Linked DNA regions of Homo sapiens: region 2 is linked to region 1. The links are chromatin loops, found by intact Hi-C in ENCODE. Cell type or tissue: transverse colon. All regions are shown on one strand. Each heading gives the region's core, and the rest is flanking DNA. Links, peaks and the distances in the headings are about the cores only. Region 1 overlaps LINC02940 (long intergenic non-protein coding RNA 2940). Region 2 overlaps LINC00114 (long intergenic non-protein coding RNA 114).

Region 1 (12,674 bases), core at 1,631-9,630:
AGGGCTTGCAACCTGCAGAGAACCCCTAGGGTTGTTCCCTTCTCAGTAGATCCTAAAGCCCTGAACTGCTCATAGGGTCCTTGGTGGCCTAGCCCTTACCAACCTCTCCAGCCCCCTCTGAAGCCCTCCCCACCTCCTCTTGCTTTTTTCCACAACCCTCCTGAACTTCTCCAGCCACCGCAGCTGCTGCGGCTCACCTCTGGGCCGGCACACACACTGTTCACTCTGCCGAGACACCTTTCCTTCTCCGCTCAGTAGCATCTGGACCCCCCGCCCAGCAGGCTTCAGTGCCCATGCTCCTGCTCCCTCCAGCACCCAGGTGTCATGACCAGTGGACAGCTGTTAAATATGAGAACCCTGCTCATCGAGGGCCAGGTGCTGAGTGAGGAGGAGAAAGATAGGGATAAGGAAAGGCAGAAACGTGCCCCAGAACAAGGATCTCCTAGGGCTGGGCTCTGGGAGCCGGGAAGTCAGCACACGGTGTGGAAAGTGCTCTGATACGTGGGACTCCAGGGTTCTTTGAGAGCCTGGAGGAGTAGTGCAGGGTACCTGGCTCAGAGGAGGGTGGCTGCAGCCAGAGAAGGCTGCCTGGAGGAGGGGATCCCAAAGCCCTGAACGGCTCATTCCAGTGAGTGTTCTTCTTACTGCCTCAGGCTGCCCACTTGGCCTCTGGATGAATGGAGCTGTGGTCCTGAGGTGGTATCCAGGAGCCAGGGGTGGGTTTGGTGCGCCCAGGACCCCAGGGATGGGGCGTGTTGCCTAAGGCACCCACACCGGCAGGAGCCCCGTGGCCTCTGGCTCTCTGATTGTCTTTGTATTGGTTTGTTGGGACTGTCATGGCAGAGGACCACAGACTGGGGGTTTAAACAGCAGGAGTTTATTTTTCAGAGTTCTGGAAGCTCAACGTCACAAGTTCAAGGTCAAAGCACCCGTGGGTTTGCTTTCTCCTGAGTCCCCTCCTCAGCTTGCAGAGGCCCCTCCTGTATGCATCCTGGGGTCTCTGTATCTTTCTATAAGGACACCAGTCAGATTGGATTAAGGCCCACCAAACGGCCTCATCTTAAATTAATCGCCTCTTTAAAGGCCCTGCTTCCAAATACAGTCACCCCTGACTGGGAGTTCGGCTTCAACATATTAATTTTGTGGGGTGCACAATATTGTCCATGACAGTAGGTGAGCCACATGATATTTGCATAATTTGTGTAACTTTTACCAACCTCTACAGAGTATGTAAACTGCACCTGAAGCATTTTAAAATGTGAATATGCCTGTTGTTGCTTTTCTTCGCTGGTTCTTGAGTTCTCCCTGTTCACCCACTGGGTTTCCTAACCCCAGCTTTCCCCAACAGGTGCATCCCAGCACAGAAGGGCAGCACAGAGGCAGCCTGAGAAGATTCTGTCGCTGCCAGGTCACCAGGACCTCTGGACCACAGCTGGGTTGCGCTGTTTTCCAGTTTGTGAAACTAGGACTTTGGGGAACATCCTGTGAATTGGTGTCATTTTGATTTTCCTGGAGGATTTTTGAGGTCAGCGTGACTGCTGTCACTGTAAGTGTGGGTGTGCTTTCCCACAAGAAGCATCCTGAGTCTGCGGGAAGGTGGGGACTTCCCAGTTTGGGGGCCTGAGGGTCCCTTCCAGGGAGCTGCAGTGACCGAGCCACCTGGGTCTCGTCCTCATTAAGGAAAGCATGCTGCAGGTGATGGTGGACAAGCGGCGCTTTGTTGCCGCCTTCCCCTCAAGGGACTCAGGGCTCTTCAAAGGCGGCTCCCTTTGATTGCCCCACCCCCACGTTAGGGGACTGTCCCTAGCTTTTCATTCCGTGGTTTTGCTTCCCAGGCAGTGACTGTTCTGAGGAACCTATTCGTCCACAGCCCCACTTTCGCCTCTAAAAGGAGCTGGAATGGCTCCTTACTGCCCTCCTGCCAGGCCCTCGACTGAATCCAATATAGAGACCTTTATAGGCATTAATTATAACCAAGGACTGCATGCTGTGTTTTATAGGCAAGTCTTCCCTGCTCTGTTTAACGTCCTAGCAGAAACCTCATAACAAATTAACATTTATATGGGCCCGTTAATCTTCAAAGCCTTTCACTGACTTGAGTCAATTCCAGTGACCCTCGTGGGCAGTAATAAGCCTTTTAGGACTCCTATCCTTTTCCCTTCTCCTTCTACTTCTTTGTAGATAAAGAAAAAACAAACCCAGAGAAACGTGTCATGCTCTGTGCGAGCTCCTGCATCAGAGCTGCGGGTGGGTTTGGCTGGGCGGTGTTCCAGGCGTCTGGTTTCATGCTCTGACCAACACACGCCTCCCCTCAAAGCTGCTGTGGAAGGGCTCAAAGCCGCGTTTCATTCCCAAAGCCTTTGACTAACTCTGAACAAGCTGCTTTTCATTAGGCACGCACACAAGCCTGCACACGCACGTGCATACATGCATGCACACACCTCTCTCAAACTGGATAAGAGGTTTCTGTGTGAGGGGTGGGGAATAGAGGGAGCTGGAATTCTCTGCAGAGCCCATGTCAGCTGAACAGGATGTGTACTGGCCGCTGGGTTCAGTGTGTGTTGACCAGGGGCCAGCCCCCTTCCCGCTTCAGTCCAGCTCAGGTGTCAGTTGACGGCTTGTGTGTGCGGAGCCAGGCTGAGTTATAGAGCCTTATACTTTATTTCCAAACCTGCAATTCCACCCGCGTTTTTGTCAGTTAATTACATACAGAGCCCCTTTATTTGCAGGGAAATATGTGAGTGGAGTTCTTTCTTTGTGGGTGTGGACGAGGCAGCTCTCACTCCTGCGAGGACGCGTCCAGCTCCTTGAGGAGTACGGTGGCAGGGAAGGGGACAGCACTGTCATGGAGTCAGATCTGAATCACGTCCACGGAGCGGTTTACTTTGGGAATTACCTCCTATACATTTCAAATTCCATGTTGGTCCCCATTTGCTACTCTTTCAGAACTAAAATAAAATCCGAAGTCCCCAAGTGACTGAACAGACCCCCTCTTGGCCAAGGGGACCCCAGAGAAACCTGAAAGCTGAGCTCCCAGCCATGAGGGGACGGGCGATCGGACACGCTTCATCACAGTCCCTCCCCTTTGTGGTTTAAACGACGATGATCGGCTGTCATGCTAAAATAGAGACACGAGACCGACAGCACAGACTCCTTATGGCAATAAGACACCAAATTATAAGCAGCACCTCAGGCCACGCCAGGTAAGGGTCGAGCCGCGCACTCTACACTTAGAGAACGGACTCTGCTCTCACACCACAGCGTCTTCTTTTTCTTCAGCAGCTAAACACGCACCGGCCCCGAGATTCAAACGACTGCAGCTCATCCACCTGCAGACGCTGGCTGACCCCGTTCCACAGCTGTGACTATAGCTTTGATTGGACAAGAGGTTGATTTCAGTCTCCTGGTAAGAGACCACCAACCATAGACCTGGTTCAGGCTGATTATAGAAGCTGCACACTTGTATGCCTTCGAGTCCCTGCCTCACCTTTTGACGTGTAGGGACTCATTGTAATGCTTTTAAATGTGAAGCCTCCACCCCAAAGTGAACATGGGACGCATGTAACGTGCATGTTCAGTGGGCACGGCTCAGGACTCTCTTTGTGAATATTCATAGCTCCTCCTGGAACCTGAATATGTATGTTTGGCCAGCTCAATTCAGCATGAGGCTCCTGCTGCAACACCGCCTCCTTCCAGGTGCCTGCCAGCTGTTTCTGCCAGAGGCTGCGTCTCCCGGCCTGTCAGAATGGCCACCCTGCAGGCTGTAATCCTTTAGAAGAAATAAAGATCCCCTTTCCAGATGTATAGATCTTGTGATTTTTTTCCATTCACATCCTTGCATCTTATAATGCCCTGTCTCCATGGGGGTTACATAGAAAGCCCTCAGCCTCTAGGGCAGATGGAGCCAGGACTGAGGGTGGGGGTGGAGAAGGATCAGGAGACTCACTTCAAGGACTTTCTGGTGCCGGCAGTGTAGGCTTGCCAGATGAAATACAGGACACCCAGCAACATGAACTTTCGTAATTTTTATAGTGTAAATGTGTTCCAAATATTGCATGGGACATGCTTATCCTGAAGAATTATTCATTGTTTATCTGAAATCCAAATTTAACTAGGTGTCCTGTATTTTTATTTGCTAAATCTGGTGACCCTTCACTGGGGAGACGCTTTTAAACAGCCTCAACTTAGAAATTCTTCTCTTCCTGCCAAAAGCGCTAGGGTCTGTATATGGGTGCATGGAAACACGAAATTATTGTCACAGGACTGAAGAGTATGAAAGACTTCTAGTAACCACCAGCTGTGGCAGGGGCCTGTGCAGGGGGTACCCTGGCAGGGAGGAAGCTGCCTTAATTTTCAACCTCGGACAGAAAAGCGCATCTGTTAGACACAGCAGAAAGCAGACCTACATGTATGGTTAATAAGGACTATGTATTTGACTGCTGTGGGTTCAATTGTGTCCCTGCGAGAGACACATTGAAGTCCTAACCCCTGCTGCTTCAGCATTTGGCTTTATTTGGAAATAAGGTCACTGCCAGTGCAGTTAGCTGAGATGAAATCATACTGGTGTCTGGTGGGCCCTTATTCCAATATGACTCGTGATATCACAAGAAGAGGAGGACAGACACAGAGACACACTCCAGAGGGAGAAGGCCATGTGACAGCCACGGACTGCTGGAAGCAGCGGAATCTAAAGGCAAGGCAGGGAACAGATTCTCCCTCCCAGTCCTTCGAGAGAACCAACTCTGCCGACAGCTTGATTTCAGAATTCTGGTTTCCAGAACGGTGAGAGAATAAATTCCTGTTGTTTTAAGCCTCCCGTTTGTGGTGCTTTGTTATGGCAGCCCCAGGGACTAATGCAGTCACCGTCACTTGATTGCAGACAAAACGACTGAGGGTTCTCTGCAATGAATTTCAAGTTCTGAATTGAAAGAGGCTTCAGAGCCTGAAGAAAGAGGCGATGCCAGCACTCTCTGGAGTGGGATCCACAGAAGCAGAGAAAGCCCAGGGGATGAGCCAACCCAGAATCCAAACGCCCGTGGATCGGGCCAGACCCAGGACGGCGCTATCTTGCACACCCATCACAGGCTTGGGGACACTAGAACTGCACTGTCAGATATTCCTGACTTCATGTGTGTGTGTTTGTGTGTGTGTAGATCAGGCCATATGATTTACTTGCTGCACTCTGAGCGATGCTGTGTAGATAAAGCTATATTATCTATTTGCTACACTCTGAATAATGCCTTCCTCAGTGATAATCATAATCAAGTGAGCTTTGGATTGTCATTATGAAGTCTCAAATTAAAACAATTGGTTGAGATACTGCCAGCAAGGCAACTAGATCGGGGATTGCAGCTGCTGATGCCAGTCTAGTATTTAGGTAAGAGGATGCCTCCACCCTCTTAGAGCATGTGGCTTGCACATCCATTCTTTCAGTGCAGGAAGGGCTGGAGTGTCCACTCCCTACTCCCAACCCCATCAGTTGTTGTATGGTCCAAAATGCAAAGTAATTTTAATGTGATCCAAGATGCATATAAAAACATTTTAAAAACAGATATGTTATGCATTGCTTAGAATGATGCACCATCCGCTTCATGAACAAGCAAGAACTAACTCTATCATTGACTTCATCCACAAATACTAGAGGTGATGAACTTGAGGTCAAAGTTCCGAAGTCAGACAGCATGGGTTTATTCATCGCCTGCTATGTGCAAATCCTAGATGTCACCAGGCTCTGCTCACTTGGTGTCTTGGCCACTCTGGGTGATGTTTACACAAGGCTTGGTGGCTTTGAGATGGGTTGCAAACAAGAGATATCAGTTGTTGGACTTTTGCTTATAGCTTGGGGTTGGACATCCTCTATCCCTCGATACCTCCTTGCACCCATCAGCCGTTATCTTTGAAGGAAACTTTTTCCTTGAGTCTGGTTCCTTGTCTTCAGGTTCTAACCTCATGGTTTTGGATCCTTGTCCCTATGGTTGTGATCCTTCCTGTCCTTGGCTCTAGTGCTCTTTTTTTTTTTTTTTTCTATTTCTTTCCTCTACCTGTGCACATGACCTCTTTGAAGAGCTCACCTCCTCCAGGAAGCCTCCCTGGAATCACCCTTTTGCCTTCCATTCTCCTTGTTTATACAGTCCATGTCAGTATATCCAAATTGAATTATCGCGGTGTGCTGCTTTGCAATGTGTATCTGATTTCACCAAAACCCTCTACTGTCTCTAATCCCGGGTATCCAATTTCATGTGAAGTTCAGTGATGTGCTCCTCCCTCCTCCTCTTGCACGCATGAGCAGGTACTCAACACTTTCTGGTCCAGCTACATGTGACATGAGGCCACTCACGCTCTTTTTAATTAACCCTTATGACAATCATGTGCGTTATGGAGAAAATTAATGGAGGAAAAATTACAGAGTCACCCGAAACAGTTGCGCTGCTTATCACCCGGTGTTTGAGCCTGTTTCCCCTGTAATTAGATTACATGTGAGGCAGCCCCAGCTAATTGTCTGTGCCACCCACCGGGGAACTCCAGCTCTATCTGTGAACACCCAGGCCTTCCCGCCGCAGGACAGATGTTGGGTGAGGCTTGCCTCCCACGCAAACATCTGCTCTGTTGTTCCGAGTCAGTCACGAGAGCCAGCCGGCTTAGACAAGCAGGGGATGAATTCCTGGGCGAGATGCTTGATCCTGCCAAGTTTCTGAGCACCAGGCTTGGGCCTCTTGAACAGTTCCCTGCATCTTCCATGATCGGCCAGTGCCTCTGCTTCTGCATTTAGAAACCAGAGTTCACTTCTGGTGGCCTCAAGCCAAAATGAGTCTACGAACCAGAAGTCTCTTGACATTGACACTGATAAACTTTGATATGGAAGCATTTTTGTTTTTGGCAACCATCAATTTTTTTTTGTTTTTCCTCAAACACATGCATGGATGATGTGAGAACCGGTACCTGGAAACTGAGAGACTGCCGCATGTGTTTCGGGCTCCCAGCTCTATCCATAACTGTCTTTGGGGGCTTCCTAGGCAACCTGGGTTTTGACCCTGCTGCCTCCTGGTCCAAGAACTCTGCCCTGTGGCCTGGCAGGAGGCCTGGCCCAGCCAGGGACCGTGGGGGCAGCCTGCGGTGGCGGTTGATTTTTTTTTTAAGCACATAATAATTTGCAGATGTTGGCAGTTACCAGGGAAGTCAGAGCAAAGCTGCAAATGCCAAACCACAACAATATATCATTTTAACCGTCTTATTCCTGGAAATGTGACAGCATCATAGTAAAACAATTCACAAAGACGAATATGCCTGCTGCCTTCGGGCAGCCTACTGCTGCCAATTTGGTGGAGATTATCGGCCATTTATCAATTGTGTTGCTCTACAGAGAAGAAGAGAAATCTCTTTGCTTCTATTTGTGCCGCAGGAAGATCACCTGTCTTCCTCAAGTGACAGTGCATCTTTAAAAAATTCCGACTGCACAGAGCTTGTCTGAAAAGTGATACAACAGCATTGGTGTAGGTTTCTAGTGTCCATGCCAGTGGCTCTTACCCTGTTCTGTGTCATGAACCCCTGCGGCAGCCTAGGGAAGCCTATGGACCCTTTCTCAGAATTCAGACTTCAAATGCATGAAAAAAAGTACATGGGCTTCCCAAGGAAACCAGTATGTTGAAATACAGCTAACAAAATGTAACAAAATGTAACAATCCCCACCCCGCCCTCCCAACTGTGATATGATAGTGCACATGTTTTTTATTAATAGCTTAAGACAAGATTGAGTTGTCCGCCTTATAACCACCATAATTACAAAGCAGAGAGAAGGATGAAAGTCACTGATGATACTGGCAACAGCTGCAATGCAGTATGAAAATATCCGTGATTTCGACAATCACAGGTGTGTCCCCCACAGTGTGCTTCATTGCCTGTGTTCCTAATGGAAGAAAAGGCCAACATGTAGTTAGAAGTCAGGGAAAATAAAAATGGAATTTCTTTCCTATCTAAGTTCACACACCTCCTGACTCCTCACCCAGGTTAAGACTTTGCGAGGAAGAAAAGGCCAACATGTAGTTAGAAGTCAGGGAAAATAAAAATGGAATTTCTTTCCTATCTAAGTTCACAGACCTCCTGACTCCTCACCCAGGTTAAGACCCCGTGTTCTGTGCTACAGTGGTGGCAGCTCCAGGCATGCCCTGGCCCTGCCCTGCCCCGGACAACCTCGTGTGCAGAGTCCAGCCTGGTCCTGGCAGCTCGGGTGGCGCTCTAGCTGTGGCCATTTCTAGGTCCTGTTTTACCTTCCCTCAACTCTGCTCACTGAACCAGGTCCTCATGATGGGGCTAAGGAATGTAACCCCTTTCAAACACTTTTACACTGTTGGTGGGAGTATAAATTAGTTCAGCCATTGTGGAACACAGTGTGGCGATACCTCAAAGACCTAAAGACAGAAATATCGTTCAACTGAGCAATCCCATTGCTGGGTACATCCCCAAAGGAATATAAATCATTCTATTATAAAGACACATGTAAGGGAATGTTCATTGCGGCAGCACTCACAATAGCAAAGACAGAATCAACCTAAGTGCCCACCAATGGTAGACTGGATAAAGAAGATGTGGTGTATACACACCATGGAATACTACGCAGCCATAAAAAAGAACGAGATCGTGTCTTTTTCAGGGACGTGGATGGAGCTGGAGGCCATTATCCTTCGCACGCTAGCACAGAAACAGAAAACCAAATACCACATGTTCTCACTTATAAGTGGGAGCTAAATAATGAGAACGCATGGACACACGGAAGGGAACAACACACACTGGGGCCTTTTGGAGGGTGGGAGGAAAAAGAGGATCAGGAAAAACAACTAATGGGTTTTAGGCTTAATACCTGGGTGATGAAATCATCTGTACGACAAACCCCCATGACACAAGTGTGCCTATATAACAAACCTGCGGTTGTACTTTTGAACTTAAAATAAGAGCACCCAGTCTTTGGATGGAGGGCCCACCCTCAATCCAGGATGATTTCATCTCAAGACCTTTAAACTGATCACATCTGCAAAGACCCTATTTCAAAACAAGGTCATATTCATGGGTACTAGGGGTTAGGACTTAAACATATCCTTTTTGAGGACACAAGCCAGCCTGCTACAGTGCCTGACTTAGGAAGAGCCTGAAGGAGTGTAGAAACCAGGGGGATGGAGAAGCTGAAGCTGGCCTAATCTAGACCCCAAACCTTGGGTTCCATCAGAACAACACGGCCTTGCTTTCCTGAGAATCTACACTGTGCCCGAAACTGAGTGTGGGGCTCCTGCTAAGTCGTCTCAGTGAATTCCCACAACCACACGTGGACAGCACAGGGCTGTTGTATTTGAATCCAGACGGCCTCCTGCCCAGTGCTCCCGTGAGCTGCCTATCAATGTCCTTCCCGCCCCATCCAGGAAGCTAGCCACAAAGCACATGTGGCTATTTAGATTTAAAATTATTAAAGTTGCCGGGCGCAGTGGCTCACGCCTGTAATCCTAACACTTTGGGAGGCCAAGGCAGGTGGATTGCCTGAGCTCAGGAGTTCCAGACCAGCCTGGGCAACATGGCGAAACCCCGTCTCCATTAAAAATACAAAAAATTAGCCGGCCGTGGTGGCTTGCGCTGCGATGCGCGCCTGTAGTCCCAACTACTCGGGAGGCTGAGGCACGAGAATCGCTTAAACCCGGGAGGTGGAGGTTTCAGTAAGCCAACATCGTGCCACTGTACTCCAGTCTGGGGGACAGAGCAAGACTCTGTCTCGAAAATACAATACACTAAAATAAAGTTAAATAAAATTTAAAATCCAATTCCTCCATTGCCATTGTCGTGAGCGGCTACCATTTGCATAGCACGGATAGGGCGCGTCATGAACGGATGGCGCTGCTCTAGACCAATGTTCACGTGTATTGTATAATTATACCTGCATCAACTACAGAACAGCTAACCAGAGTCCCCAGTTAACTCAACTTTTTTTTTTTTTTTTTGGCCAAATAATTTTGTGGAGAAAGAAGCAAAGGAGAGTCAGACAAGAGGACAAAGGAATTTAGAAAATGCAGCCGCATTCCAATGAACGCCAGGGAGCAGCCAACTGTTAGCACCATCTCGGGGTCTTGTGGAATTGCCATAGAAATGTGATCCCCAGGCAGACACCTGTAATCCCAGCTACTCAGGAGGCTGAGGCAGGAGAATCGCTTGAACCCAGGAGGCGGGCTTGCAGTGAGCTGAGATCACGCCGCTGCACTCCAGCCTGGCAACAGAGCGAGACCCTGTCTCAAAAGAAAAAAAAAAAAATGACCCCCAGGTACAGACTCCCGCATTCAAACAAGCAAGATAAAATTATATAGACTCTACTGCCCTTGCTAAGGCAAGAAGATAGACTGTGATTTTCGCCACTGATGTGCAGAGATTGCAATGGCTTCCTTGAACCAGATGGGAAAATGAGCTTATACTCCTCATTTTTGAGCATTTCACTTGATTAAGTTTTAACTGTGTTCAGGGATTGGGGGAAGGGCAATTGCTGGCCACTGAACCCCAATTCCTTCATTTCCTCATGGTTGGAGGATTTCTTGAACATTGATCTGTGTTTTATAATGATGCTAGTGAAAAAGTTCCAAAGGGAGGTGACTCTTTGATGTTCCAACCATGACAGCCTGAGTAGTGCTTGTTAGGGAGTGGGTGCTGGGGGAAATTGGCTGGGCACACTTGGTTCCTCAACAGGGAGCTGCTGGAAGAACGGGGCATGGAGAGGGGCTCCCGAAGACACCATTGGGCTGAGGGATTCACTGTGGCTGGCGTGCATTGAAAGGAGAGATGGAGTTGGCTTTGTCCCAGGGTTGCTTAGCACTTTTGACTGGGGCTGGGGCTTGGCAGGTACACAGGGTGACTTCCATAACCGGTGCCCTTTTAGGCGAGGCAGGTTCAAGCTGTAGGCAAATCTCGGAGGCCATAGTAATCGCCTTTGTGCATACCTTGGTCCAGACAAGAATCACCCACTCTGTGTTCTTGCTGACAGCTGGGGAAACAGAGGAAGCCTGTGATCAAGGTCCAGAACGCACCCATGGGAAAGCGTGGGAGTCACAGGATGACAGTGCGCCGAAGTCCATCCCCGGGCTGCTGTCCTCAGGGGCTCTGGAGCCACAAGGCAGCCGGGGGCCTGCGGGTCCATTCTAGGTACCTTCCCCCTGCCTTGTGTGCCTTGGGTCCCCTGGTTGGCTTTCTCACAGAGAAGTTGCTGTTTTAGACTTTATATTGTGGTATAAGCCAAACCACAGTGGCAGGTGGCCTTATCTTAAGGGAGGGCTGGTGGATGCTCCCACCTCTCCTGTGAAGGGCTTGGGACCCTGGGGTCTGGGGACATCCTTCTCCACCTGTCATCCTGACTCATTCATGAAAGAGTGGCTTCAATGCCTCTCTGTCGAGTTGTACGGTTTTCCTGAAAACAAGGAGACATGCCCGGGTCACTCAGCCTGCCTGGTTCCTCTAACCTGGCATGACAGAGACCGTTGCAGGCTGAGTGTATGTGTGTGGGAGGTGGGGAGGTGCTCTCAGATTCCTTCTGAAAACACCCCCACACTCCAAGAAGTCCTGGAAAGTCTTTAGGAAGAAGAGGTAGCAGTGAACCAAGTTGAGATTTGCCAAAATGCCAATAAATTCCCCGCAGAGTGGCACCATGGGGAGGGGAGAGAGGCAAGAACCCTGAACTTATAAAACCACCCCTTGCACCCACCCAGATCAGCCGGCTCTCTGAGATCACCTGGCCACATCCACAAACAGAGCCTGGGGTGGGGTGGGGAAACGCTTTCTTCAGCCTCCTGGGGGCTCAGTGCAGGCAGCCCTGTCCCCCGGCCGAATGGGGCATCTTCCATCACCCAGGTGCCCAGACACATGGACAATGGGTAGAGGCACCCCTCCGAGCCCTTGGACAAGGCCTGAGTATCCTTTCCCGTCCGCATCCTGCACTCAGTATGGTTCCCTGCACCAAGTTGCGTCCATGTCCCATAGGCTGACCCTGGGATGTGCTTGTCTAATCCAGCAGGAAAAGCCCACAGGTCACCTTGCCTATGCATTTTCAGCCTACGTCTGCTGAAGCCCACCAGGAAACAGAGAAAAAAAATTGGCATTTGCTTCTAGATTCTCCTTTGTTTTTCTATTCTTCCCGCACGGCTTCAGTAACTCAGGGATCTGCAAATGTTCACTGGGGATGTTGGGGTGAGGAGGTGGGAGGAACCAGCTCTCTTGTAATCTAGGAAGGCTTCTTGCAGGAGGTGAAACTTTTTTCTTTATAAGGGCTAATTGCCAAGGGTAAGGAGACATACCACAATCAGCTGAAGGAATGTGGTGTGAGGGAACACAGGAAAGAATGAAGAGCTGATTGTAAAGGTTGGCGGGCGGATTATCTGAAGCCCACTGGGGGCTGCTCCCAGGTGTGGGTAGATGGTGCCTGGGGAATGGCCCCAGTGGAGGCCAGTCTTCTGGTTGTGAAATGCAGTTTGGAAAGATAATTATACCATAGTGCTGCTTACATTCATTTCAAGAACTTGTAAACCTGCTCACTCACTGACTGCGTGGTCAGGGTGTCACTGCAGACATAAATAACAGGGCTTTTTTATTTTGCAAGAAACTTTGTTATTAGTCACATATATGGTCTTGCCTACTTCTCTTCCTGGTTTACTTTGGTTTTG
Region 2 (12,674 bases), core at 1,590-9,589, 230 kb after region 1:
GACTCAGAATGGCTGTAGCTTTCCCTGCAGCCGCTCTGGGAATGACAAGAGGATGGGGCTTTCTGCAGGAAGGTGGTTTTCGACCTGGGCTTCTACACCTATAGAAACTATCAATCCAGTGCACAGGCAGAATAAAGGCATTTTCGGAAATGTTGAGGTGTCAATTAGAAGTTACAGGTTAGGCCAGGCGTGGTGGCCCACACCTGTAATCCCAGTTCTTTGGGAGACTGAGGTGGGAGAATTGCTTGAGGCCAGGAGTTCAAGACCAGCCTGGGCAACATAGCAAGACCCCATCTCTATTAGAAAAATAAATAAAATTAGCTGTGTGAGGTGGTGCATGCCTGTAGTCCCAGCTACTCGCGAGGCTGAGGTGGGAGGATCACCTGAGCCCAGGAGTTTGAGGCTGCAGTGAGCTGTGTTCATGCCACTGCAATCCTGCCTGAGCGACAGAGCGAGACCTTGTCTCCAAAAAAAAAAGTAACAGGTTAAATATTCATCTTGCAACAAGGATTGATCTTGAAAACTATCCAAAAGGAAAAGAGTCAAATCATGACGAGATAAATAGCATGAGTTACGTAAATTAAAAGCGTTTACGTGAAACACAGTAGGCACTTTGCAGATGGTTGGCAAACATATCCCCCTGGAGTGAAAGAAGGAGAAAGGGAGAGGGAAGATGATGAAAATAGGAGGGAAAGTGAGGAGGAATGAGAGGAGCAGGGAGTGAGCAGGTGGCCTGTGTGCCTTCTACCAAAATCATCACAGAATATGAGGTCAGCTTTGCAGAATCCGAAGAACTTTCATCGAAATAGCAAAAGCCCCATTCTGCCCTCAGAGAACTTACCTTAATGTATTAGTGTGCTAGGGCTTCCATAATAAAGTACCATAGGGTAGGCGGCTTCAACAACATTTATTTTCTCCGTCCTGGAAGCTAGAAGTCTGGGATCCAGGTGTGAGCAGGGTTCGTTCCTTCTGAGCCTCCCTCCTTGGCTTACAGACGGCCGCCTTCTCCCTGTGTCCTTACATGGTCATGTCTGTGTTCTAATCTCCTCTTCCTGTTAGGACACCAGTCAGATCGGATTAGGGCCCACGCTAATGACTTCACTGCATCTTAATTATCTCTTGAAAGACTATCTCTGAATAAAGACATGCTTTGAAGTACTGGGGGTTAAAGCTTCAACAGATGAGCTTGGGGGGAACACAGTTCAGCCCCTTCCAAACAGGTGGATAGACAGCTGTCAGAGATTGGGTTTCCTCATCTCTAACATGTACACGAGAACACCACCTAGCTCTCAGAGGTGTCTGAGAATCAGGTGAGAGCCAGCTGGAAAGGGCACGTGAGAGAGCACTGCCAGCAGCGAAGCACCCAACAGGCCTCAATTCTTATTTCTGCAGGTCGAAGCCCAGATCTCCAACTCAGACCTCCATTTGATGCATTGTTTGATCTTATTAAAGCTGTAAGTTCCCAGAACCATTTCCCACTTTGCAGCAAAAGCCACGTTAGCAGAGTCTTATCGTAACATGCCTGTCCATGATGCCATTTCATGATTTGTTGTTTTGAACGGATTGAGCTGAATCATTCGGATTGGCACTGTTTTCTCTTTCTGGGTCTGACTGGAGAGTCTGGCCAGGGTCTAATCAGTTGAATTCCGGTTAAGAAAGGACCTAGTCTCTTCTCCCTACAACTCTTCTTAAGATGCTTTTATCCCAAGAAAAATGGGCTTTTTATTTAATATAAACAGAAGCACACGTGAAAGTTTGAGCCTTTTTGCAAGTGTGAAACAAAGACTTCTATTTTTATCTTTTGCCAAACTTGACATTTTGTTGTGAGCCCTGGAAGGGGCTCCTTTTTTCAGAAGGGAGAGGCCCTCCCTGCCTGGTCTCCACAGCCTCTCAGGGAATGTGGTGTTTAATGATGAGTTATTAGATAGTCAGAGGCATTTGCGGAGCTGTATGGGAGTGCCAGATCGCCCTCTGATAATAAATTGAGCTAAAGTCTGTTGGCATCGCAGACAGGGCTGTGTTTAAGTGAAAATCTGAAACCTGACCAAGAATATGGAGCTAAAGTTTGAGGCCTCAGCCTCCAATGTCATTTTTCTGAACGACATCCAGCAGATATCGGATAAGCAGAAATGCCATTAGGAAAGCCCCAGGAACTACTCGCTGAGTAGACAGAAGATGCCTAAAGGCAGAAGGGATCTCCAGAGAGTTCAAGAAACTTCCAGGAATGGCTGGTTGGCCACATGAAATTAATGGAGACATCATGAAAAGATTTTCTTTGGTTTAACAAAATTGTGTCAGTCATGCATAGCTGTGTTCAGCTTTGGGGGTGCACAAAGGTGAGATAGACGTCACCACTGTTGTCAGGGGTTTACAGATGTGCGTGTGTGTGTGCATGTGTGTGTGTGGGAAGAGTGTCAGGAGGAAAGGACAGCAGAGGGATTTCTTTTGATCATAATACAAGGTAAGGTGGAAGGTATAATTCAGTTTAATATGGTTTTTCTCCCCACTCCCATCCCCTTTCCTGGTCAGTCTTTATTTTTCTTCAGGGCACAACCCATGTTCTGTTACATTATACATTCATTTGCTTATCATGTTGGTGGTTTCTTGCCCCAGCCAGACTGTACCAGGTACAGATGTTTCTTTATTCCTGGCACTCAGCGCAGTGTCTGGAATGCATTAGGCTCTGCAAGTCTGTGTCGGGTGAACAAATACTAAATACAGGAGAAATCCCCACGAAGGCACGGGACGAAAATTCCAGGAGTCTCACCCCTCAAAAGGCTGGGGGTTTGGTTCCTCCAAACCATGGGGTGGCATGGGCTGACAAAAAAACAAAATCATGTGGATCTTCAGGTCACATTATGAGAAATCAAATATTGTATTATCCAAAGATTGTTTCCAAAATCTTTGTTGGTTAAGTGATACAGGCACACAAAAAATGTTGACTGGGCATTGGGACATGAATGAAAGAGGAAATGCATTTACTGACTAAGAGAATTTGCTTGAAACTCTTGAGGGCTGTTTAATCTCTTTCAGCACAAAATCAATATGCCTATAAAGAGTTTAAAATATAATGGAACATTCTTAAAGTGAGAATTCAGTAAAATGAGCATTTAGTGTTAAGATGTACCAAACTGCATCTGGCAGGAGGAGTAAGATAAATTTCATTCCTCCCCTTTTCTTACTCTACAGGTTTGCACTCTTCAGGTTTTCTTTTTAAAAAACAGTATAGAATTAAACAGTGGAAGATGTTATCTATATTTTTAAAAACCAAAAGATTTAATTGTACATTTAATTAACACCAAAACTCAGGAAAATTGTAAGATATAGAAATATGTCATTTTGAAAACACTTCACTTGAGCACAGGAGTTCGATACCAGCCTGGGCAACATAGTGGGACCCCTGCTTCTACAAAAAATTTACAGAATTAGCCAGGCATGATGGTGCATGCCTGTGGGAAGAGTGTCAGGAGGAAAGGACAGCAGAGGGATTTCTTTTGATCATAATACAAGGTAAGGTGGAAGGTATAATTCAGTTTAATATGTTTTTTCTCCCCACTCCCATCCCCTTTCCTGGTCAGTCTTTACCTTTTACTTTACCCTGTGGTCCCAGCTACTCGGGAGGCTAAGGTGGGAGGATCACTTGAGCCTGGGAGGTTGAGGCTGCAGTGAGCTGTGATCATGCTATTGCACTCTAGTCTAGGTAACAGAGCAAGACCTCGTCTCAAAACATAATAAAAGGAAACACTAAAAATCCTAAACAACAACAACAAAAAAACCAAAACAGGAAACGCAACTAGTTAATAAGAAATAGTCCCAGCAACAATCTTTCCAAGGAAATGGAAATCAGTATATTGTATGTTTTAGTCTGGTGTGGTGGTGCAAGCTTGTAATCCCAGCTACTCGGGAGGCTGAGGCAGGAGAATGGCGTGAACCTGGGAGGTGGAGCTTGCAGTGAGCTGAGATCGCGCCACTGGACTCCAGCCTGGGTGAAAGAGCAAGACTCCATCTCATAAATAAATAAATAAATAAATAAATAAATAAATAAATAAATCTCCCCAAATAATATTTTAAAAAGAAAAATGGTCTGTAGTCCCAGCGTTTTGAGAGGCCAAGCTGAGAGGATTGCTTGAAGCTGGGAGTTCAAGACAAGCCTGGGCAATATAGCAAGACCCCCATCTCTACAAAAAATAATAATTTTACAAATAGCCAGGCATGAAGGCTCATGCCTGTAGGCTGAGGAGGGAAGATCACTTGGAGTTTAAGGTTGCAGTGAGCTTCACTGCGGTCCAGCCTGGGCAACAGAGTGAGATCCCAATTCATAAATAAATAAAATAAAATAAAAGACAGAAATGGATGACACTTGAAGATACCTGGCAAAGAACAATATTCAAATGGTCAATAAATATAGGGAAAGGGGCCCAGACTCTTAAGTAATCAGAAAAGTGCAAATTAAAAACATTGAGATTCCAAATACACTCACCAAGGTGGCTAAGATTAAAGGGAATATCCATGCCAGGGGCTGGTGACAATGGAGAGTGATGGAGACTCTCTCATATCATACATTTGGTTCTAGTCACTAAAGGAAGAGGTTTGGTATTATCTATTAAAGTGAAGATGTGCATTCCTTCTTTCATAGTAATTCCACTCCTAGGTAGATACTCAGCGGAAAAGCATGCCTATTTTTAGCACGAGACTTGTACAGCAATCTTCACAGCAGCAGTGTGTATAGCAGCTTTAGACTGGAAAAAACCCAACTGTCCATCAACAATGAAATGGATTCATGAAAATGTTTTTTAAAATATAATAAACAACTTCACTGCAGTGAAGAAATTGGACCACAGTTACATGAACATGAATGAACCTCATAAACAGAATGACGTGCAAAACAAGCCAGATACTAGAGAAAACATATCACAGAATCCCATTTATATACTTTAAAAAACAGACAGGGGCTGGGCGCGGTGGCTCACGCCTGTAATCCCTACACTTTGGGAGGCCGAGGCGGGTGGATCACGAGGTCAGGAGATCGAGACCATCCTGGCTAACACAGTGAAACCCCGTCTCTACTAAAAAATACAAAAAAAAAATTAGCCGGGAGTGGTGGCAGGCGCCTGTAGTCCCAGCTACTGGGCAGGCTGAGGCAGGAAAATGGCGTGAACCCGGGAGGCGGAGCTTGCAGTGAGCCGAGATCGCGCCACTGCACTCCAGCCTGGGCGACAGAGCGAGACTCCGTCTCAAAAAAACAAAACAAAACAAAACAAAACAAAAACAGACAGAAGTAAACTATAGTATTGAGGGGTCATGCTTAGGTGGGTATAGCTGAAGAAGAGCAAGGAAATCTACGTGCTATTCATTGAGCTAGACATTTCTGATTTGCACAGTTTTCTGTTTGGGAAGTATATTTCACAATAGAAGTGGCTAAAAATAACATAACCTCTATAACTTTTAAAAATACGAAGTTATTTGGGTCATTATTGGTGATTTAGATATAATCAGTGAGCAGGAGTAGATGAACTATCCCAGGTGCTTTGGTGAGGCTGGATTCCACCTGTGGGAGCTAGTTGTTATGTAACCATAGTGATAAGGAACACATTTCATTGGTTAAAATGGAGGGAAATTAACCAATCATCATAATCCTCATGTTTGCTACAGCACTTTTTTTTTTTTTTTTGCAATGACTAGAAGAGGAAGGCCAGGGATGAAATGTTTCTAATGTGTTTTAAAATTTAATGTGGCCTAAAGAAAAAGCGGTGTTACTGCAACACAACAGGAAATAGCTGAGGGAGCCTGTTAGCAAATTTTGAGCAACGGGTCGTTGCTGCCAAGGCTAAGAGGTGAAAAATGTGCCTTCTATGAGTCATTGACTCCACACAGTATGAAGCTAATAAACTACCACTGTGGCCAATGGGGAGTCTACATTCCGGGCAAATTTGTATAGGGTTTTTTCGCACGTGGGATGGTCAACAGACCCCAGGGAGAGTAAGTGTTTCTATTCTAATGATGGTGATGATAGACTATGGTGATCAAATTGACTAAAGCTGCAGGCAGCAGTCCTCTGCTTTGCTGGGATTACGGACCCAAGACCTATGTTTTATTATAGTAGCAAAAATAATCTATATGTGTATGGTTCTTTGTAGTTTACAAAATGTATTTGCATATATACATATCATTCTATTTTCAGCTATGTCGAGTAGGTAAATCAGCTATTATTACTCCCATCTGCCACACAATTAAACCAAGACTCAGGAAAATTAAGTGGTGTTGTTCAGAGTTACCTAGCAGGTACAGGTTAAGCATCCCAAATCCAAAAATCCAAAATGTTTCAAAATCTGAAATTTTCTGAGTACTGACAAGATGCTTTAATGATAGGTTCATTGGAACATTTAGATTTCAGATGTTTGGATTTGGGATGCTCAATTGGTAAGTATAATTCAAATATTCCAAAATCCAAAATAATCTGAAATCCAAAACACTTCTGGCCCCAAGCATTTCAAATAAAAGATGCTCAGCCTGTAATAGAATCAAGTCAGTCTACGGCACTTCAATTTAGTACTTGTTCCCCCTGATATAGGTGGTTCTCAATCTCTGATCCTTGGAGTTACTCCCAGGGGTTCAGAAACCTATAACAGAGATTAAATAACGCATACACTTACATGCCACCATTTTTATATGTATGCATTAATTTCATGCAATAAGACAAAATATTTTTAATGTTAATGAATTCACAGTGCCTTTTGTCACTCCATTTCTTAATAAGTATCACCACAAATATTTATTGAGCACCTACCATGTGCCAGGTGCTTTTCTAAAAGCTTGGAAACAGAAGTAAGGCAGAAAAGTCCCTGTCCCCTTGGAATTTATTTTCTTGTAAAGAATATAGTTGAGTGAATATTAAGTGAAAAAAAATTAAAGCAGCTTAAGGGAAGAGGGTGCCTACAGTGGAGTTGGGGGTGGAGACATCCCCTCCTCAAGAAAGTTGAGAATGACCCTGCACTCCACAGAGCTTCTCAAGGCACAAGTGGTGCAGGAAGAACATTTTATAAAAGTGAACATTCATTCATGATATTTTCGACCTCCACAAGTCCTAGATGGCGGGAGGGAGGCATCTATGGGGAAATTACTTTGTTAATGAAAGGCAATAAAGAAAGTCATCACCAATGACTTTTTTTTAAGAGACAGCATCTCGCTCTGTCACCCAGGATGGAGTGCAATCCTATGATCATAGCTCACTGCAGCCTTGAACTCCTGGAATCAAGGGATCCTCCCGCCTCAGCCTCCTGAGTAGGCAGGACCACAGGTATGTGCCACCACCCCTGGCTAACTTTTAAATATTTTTGTAGAGATAGGGTCTTACTTTGTTGCCCCCTAGGCTGGTCTCCGATTCTTGGCCTCAAGTGATCCTCCTGCCTCTGAAAGTGATTGGATTATAGCGTGAGCCACTGCACTGGGCAGAGCTTCTTTCTCTTGAATGAACCAGGACCATATTCATAGTTTGAAAAGATTGTGATATGCATTTAATAAAAAAGGGGCAGTTTATGGAATAATATTATCAAAATGCTTTTAGAGTATAGAAGGATCTCAAAAACATGGTCTTGGACGTCGTTTAATGATTACTGATTTTGGAGATGACATGTTCTGAAAAGTTCTAAATGTAAGACTTTATAAAAAACCTACTTAACAAAATGTCAACACTTGAAATCTTTGATTCCCTTGCCCAAGGAACTCTGACGGTTTCCCATGATAATGATTATACGGGTGACACCCAACTTGGCAATTTGCTCATAGCAGCCTAGAAGAGGAACTGCCTGCCAGTGAAATATTATCAAAGAAATGGATACATGTTAATTTTGTTTAAGAACGATTGAGTAGGGATCATCTTGGCTTTCAGCTAGAGATTTCTCCCAGCCAGAATTTTCTCCAATTACATAATAAATAATGGAGGCCTCATACTTTAGATTATTTCCACATTCATTTTACAAGCTATAGCTTGTCTTCTAAACGTAAAGCACATTCAGTTATAAACTGAAGCCCAGGGAACAGAATGTTCCCTGGACTTGGAAACACTATGTACTTTGCCTTCTTCTTCTTTTTTAATATTTTAGAGCTTGTTTAAACAAATTTAGCCCTGTCTTTAATTAATCCTAAAGACAAGAAAATGATAAACTATGCATTGCATTAAAGAGATAGAGAGAGAGAGAGAGAGAAACTTCACATTTTTAGCAAAATCAACTTGGCTTTTTCTTTTGAAGTTTTCCGAAATTGTCCATTGTGTGCCAGAGAGGCACAGGCACAGATTGGTCATGCAGTCCCTATTTCCAGAAAAGGCAACGTGAGCTGTCTGCCTGGTTGTGGGCCACCTGGCCTGTCCTCTGCACTGTCCATTCATTTCCTCTGCTCTCCCTCACTGCCCTCACTGCAGCCCCTCTGCCAATGACACCTGGCCATCTGCTTTTTCGAAAACAAAGGAAATGCATTTCTCCCACAGATACAAACAGCAGAATTGCCTTGGGAATTAGTGGCCCACTGTAGGTTGAGTATTGGGTGTGGTTTTCCATTTTGCCTCCCCATGGGGGCCTCCGAGAAAGCGTACCCACCCCTGGCGGGCGGTGGGTTCTAGTCCAGGGCTGATTTCTAGTCAGCTGTGTCCTGGGGAATCAGGTGGGACGCTGGGATGACAGCAGGAATGCAGAGGAGACCATCCTGGGAGGAAAGGGTGTCGCCACGTGTAGAGCGCTTCTCCCTGCAGGCCCTTGTGTGCACAGGGTCTGTCTGCTTCTCTCATGGGACCGTCACAAGGACATGGATTTGTGTGCCATCCCCACTTTAGATAGGAGGCCACCAAGGCTCCTGGGGGGAAAAGTGGCTTCATGAGTGGTAAGGGAGGAACAGGATCCTGCGGAGACTATACCTGAGAGATATCTGGAACCTGCACTCCTAGCCACTAATACCCCAGGTCGCTTATGTGTGTGATGTAAGTGGTGCTGGATGGAGACCTCTCTCCTCTCCCATCCCACCGGCCATGAGAAAGGCCCATCCCAGTGCCCAGCCGCAGAAGGTGTGGAATATGCAAGTTTCTGCTCTCCCTGCCTTCCCCTAAACATCACTCCTTTTGCTCACTGGGGTCTGAAGTGGCCCCACACAAGGACAGCTTTTCCCTTCAGAAAGGAGAGGAGGCAAAAATGCAAACAACTTGGCAACCAGGTTGTTCATATCCAACGTCGTGGCTTTCATCCCAAGAATCGTTCTCAAAGATGAGAACTGGATGGAGAGGCGCTATTCCGCTAAGGTGGAGGAACAGGGCTCGGAACAGAGAGAAACCACACAGCCCAAGGGCAGTGTCATCTCCTGCCACGCACAGCCTTCCTCCATCCAATCCATGCAGACTGACGCCTACCCTGAGCTCAGCCAGACCCCGGGAGGGAAGCTGCCCTTCAAAGTGCTCATGTCCAGGTGGGAACTGGAGCAACACAGCCCTCTCTGCAGAGCTTATGTGGGCTGAGGGGAGATTCTCGGGTGGATGCCTCCCTGTTTACATGAGGCAAAATATTAACCCTGGCTGTCAGGAGCAATGGGAGGGAGAAGAGAGAAGCCGGTGGCTTTGACTTGCGACTGTGGCAGGTGAAAATTCACCCCATCTAGCTTGCCAGGCCATGGGTGTGGACCAGGTCAGGTCTCCATCAGGGCCTCATAGATACTCCGTGCAGTTTTCTTGGACTTTTCGCCTCCAGAGCTGTGAGGAAATCGGTGTCTGTGGTTGAAGGCCCCCGTCCGTGGTGTTTGTTTTGGCCGCCCCAGGGAACTCACACATTGTTCCTCATTTAGCTGCGGCCACACTGGCTTCTCTGCTGTTCCTCAGATATCCTGGCTCACGTCTGTCTCAAGGCCCTGGCCCTGGCTGTTCCCTCTGCCTGGAGTGCTCTCCCCAGCCCGCTCCTTGCTAACGGCCTTGCTTGCTTCAGCTCTTGAGTCTGTTCCCACGCTGCTGTAAGGAACTACCTGAGACTGGGTAATTTGTGGAGAAAAGGGATTTCATTGACTCGCAGTTCTGCAGGCTGTACGGGAAGCATGACTGGGAGGCGTCAGGAAACTTACAACCATGGCGGAAGGAGAAGGGGAAGCAAGGGCCTTCTTCACACGGTGGCAGGAGAGAGAGGGAGCAACGAGAGAAGCGCCACACGCACTCTTTTTTTTTTTTTTGACAGAGTCTCGCTCTGTTGCGAGGCTGGAGCGCAGTGGCGCGATCTCAGCTCACTGCAATCTCCGCCTCCCCGGTTCAAGCGAGTCTCCTGCTTCAGCCTCCCGAGTAGCTGGGATTACAGGTGCACGCCAACACACCCAGCTATATTTGTATTTTTAGTAGAGACGGGGTTTCACCATGTTGGCCAGGATGGTCTCCATCTCCTGACATCGTGATCCACCTGCCTCGGCCTCCCAAAGTGCTGGGATTATAGGTGTGAGCCACCACGCCCGGCCGGGAAGCGCAACACACTCTTAAAGCATCAGATCTCATGAGAACTCACTCACTATCACAAGAACAGCCGGGGGAAATCTGCCCCCATGATCCAATCTCCTCCCACCAGGCCCCTCTTCCAGTTCCACATGAGATTTGGGCAGGGACACAAATCCAAGCTGTCACTCATATACCCCGCGTCAGTGATGCCTTCCCGTGTCCCAATCCGTTTCTCCAGCTCACTTCTTTCCTCAGCTCTCATCACCCTGAGCACGTTACATCTCCATCTCCTGCTTCTCCCTCACAAGATGTGAGCTCCATAAGAGCAGGACCTTTGTTTGCAGCTGTATCCCAGGGTCCAGAACAGGGCCCAGCACATAGTTGCTGCTGCATAGTTTTGTTTGTTTGTTTGTTTGTTTGTTTTTGTGACAGGATCTTGCTTGGTCATCCAGGCTGGAGTGCAGTGGTACAATCTCAGCTCACTGCAGCCTCAAATTCTTGGACTCAATTGATCCTCCCACCTCAGCATCCCAGGTAGCTGGGACCACAGGCACACACTACCACGCCTGGCTAATTAAAAAAAAACTTTTTTTAAATAGAGATGAGATCTCACTATATTGTCCAGGCTGGTCTCCGACTCCTGGCCTGAAGAGATCCTCCTGCCTTGGCCTCCCAAAGTACGGGATGACACGCATGAGTCACTGCCTGGAGCTATTTTTTTGTTTTGTTTTTTGTTTTGAGTGAATGAATGTACAGGTCATACTCCATGTGCCATGTGTGAACTCAATCCAGAGGAAAGAAAAGAACTTTCATGTGAGGAACGTGAGCCCTTTCAAATTATCAGGCCCAGAGAGGCATTAAAATGAGATAGCAACCATTCTCCACTTTCCCACTTTGAGCTGTGTGTTCATCTCTTTAAACTATTGCTATTGCCACAGATAGCTGTAGATTAACCTAATAATGCCACAGGGGATGCTGTAACCCACAACCTATAGCTTAACCATGTATAACCAATTGCTCTTCAATGTTGTTCGTGTACACCAATGAGAATTCCTGGCAAACAACTTTGTAGCAGCCAACTCCCTGCCTCTTGTTTTTAAAAATCCACGTCTACCTGCGCTCTTTGGATTGTAGATTCAGGACAACTTGAATCTATGCTCTCGGGTTGCAATCCTCAAGCTTGGCCAAATAAATTATCTGCTTGGATTAATTTTGCCCCACCTTCTTCCTTTCAGGTAGGCAATCTTCACAAACAGCCCCTTGAAGCAGGCATGTCTGAGATCAGCAAGGTTAAGTAAGCCCCCAAGGTCATCTTTTTACTCGGCAGGAGAATGACAGTTTGAATCCAGGCAGCCTTAGCTCTGATGTCTTTCTGCCTTGGACAAGGTGCCCGAGCCTGTCCCTGCTGTCTGGAGAGGTGCAGCTGGGGTGGTCCCCGGCAGGAGCTGGACATGCAGATCCGGTTGTAATTGGTCTGGGACCATCTACATAGGAGCTATGGGCCCAGGGAAAGACAAGACCATGTTGAGGACTTGGTTTCCCCTTTTTCTTAAAGCTGAGACCCCTGCCTATGTCAAGTCACACATTTGAAAAGGCAACCACATTTCACATCACATGCATATGTATTTGGGCATAAAATAATTTGAAATGATTTTATCAATTTATTTAAAAACATAAGTAGGCTGGACGTGGTGCCTCACGCCTATAATCTCAACACTTTGGGAGGCCGAGACGGGTGGATCACCTGAGGTCAGGAGTTCAAGGCCAGCCTGACCAATATGGTGAAACCTTGTCTCTACTAAAAATACAAAAAATTAGCCAGGCGTGGTGGCGTGTGCCTGTAATCCCAGCAACTCAGGAGGCTGAGACAGGAGAATCCCTTGAACCTAGGAGGCGGAGGTTGCAGTGAGCCGAGATCACGCCACTGCACTCCAGCCTGGGTGACAAGAGCGAAACTCCATCTCACACAAAAAACAAAAAAGCAAACAAAAAAACAAACGTAAGTTATCCTGTGTTTGGCTGTGATGTCTAGCCAATTAACCTGTACACTAGGGAATGCTTTCAAAGTCATGTTATTTTTATAATAGAATGGAAATTTTTAAAAACCAAATTTAGTTATTTTTAAATGCCATAAATATTATATTGTGTACACACTTACTTAAATGGATTGGTTTTGTTTTTGCAGTTTTCATATTCTGGAGAGTATCTGTATTTTTCCTTTCCC

What was found. A loop is a pair of places that touch in the nucleus more often than their neighbours do. Peaks named below come from ENCODE experiments on the same cell type or tissue, not always from the same donor. Only the 100,000 strongest peaks of a DNase experiment are listed, where the experiment ranks them.
Region 2: it touches region 1 in a loop (2.5-fold over the local background); 5 of 110 quality-filtered maps call a loop at or near these places.

Annotation. Positions count from the first base shown.
Region 1 is chr21:38,979,699-38,992,372 of GRCh38, reverse strand. LINC02940 (long intergenic non-protein coding RNA 2940) reads left to right here. Exons shown (of 7, transcript XR_007067867.1): 5 at 1,349-1,546; 6 at 2,947-4,782; 7 at 4,880-7,022. Among named protein-coding and RNA genes, the nearest start is that of LINC01700, 8.3 kb to the right of the region's middle. RefSeq lists enhancers at 1,173-2,940, 6,639-6,808. In transverse colon, for the core only: no CTCF peak of the experiment used is centred there; DNase peaks (open chromatin) are centred at 1,800 and 6,612; H3K27ac peaks cover 5,453 bases.
Region 2 is chr21:38,748,983-38,761,656 of GRCh38, reverse strand. The region is part of intron 1 of LINC00114 (long intergenic non-protein coding RNA 114); the gene reads left to right. Among named protein-coding and RNA genes, the nearest start is that of LINC00114, 18 kb to the left of the region's middle. In transverse colon, for the core only: no CTCF peak of the experiment used is centred there; a DNase peak (open chromatin) is centred at 5,840; H3K27ac peaks cover 5,667 bases.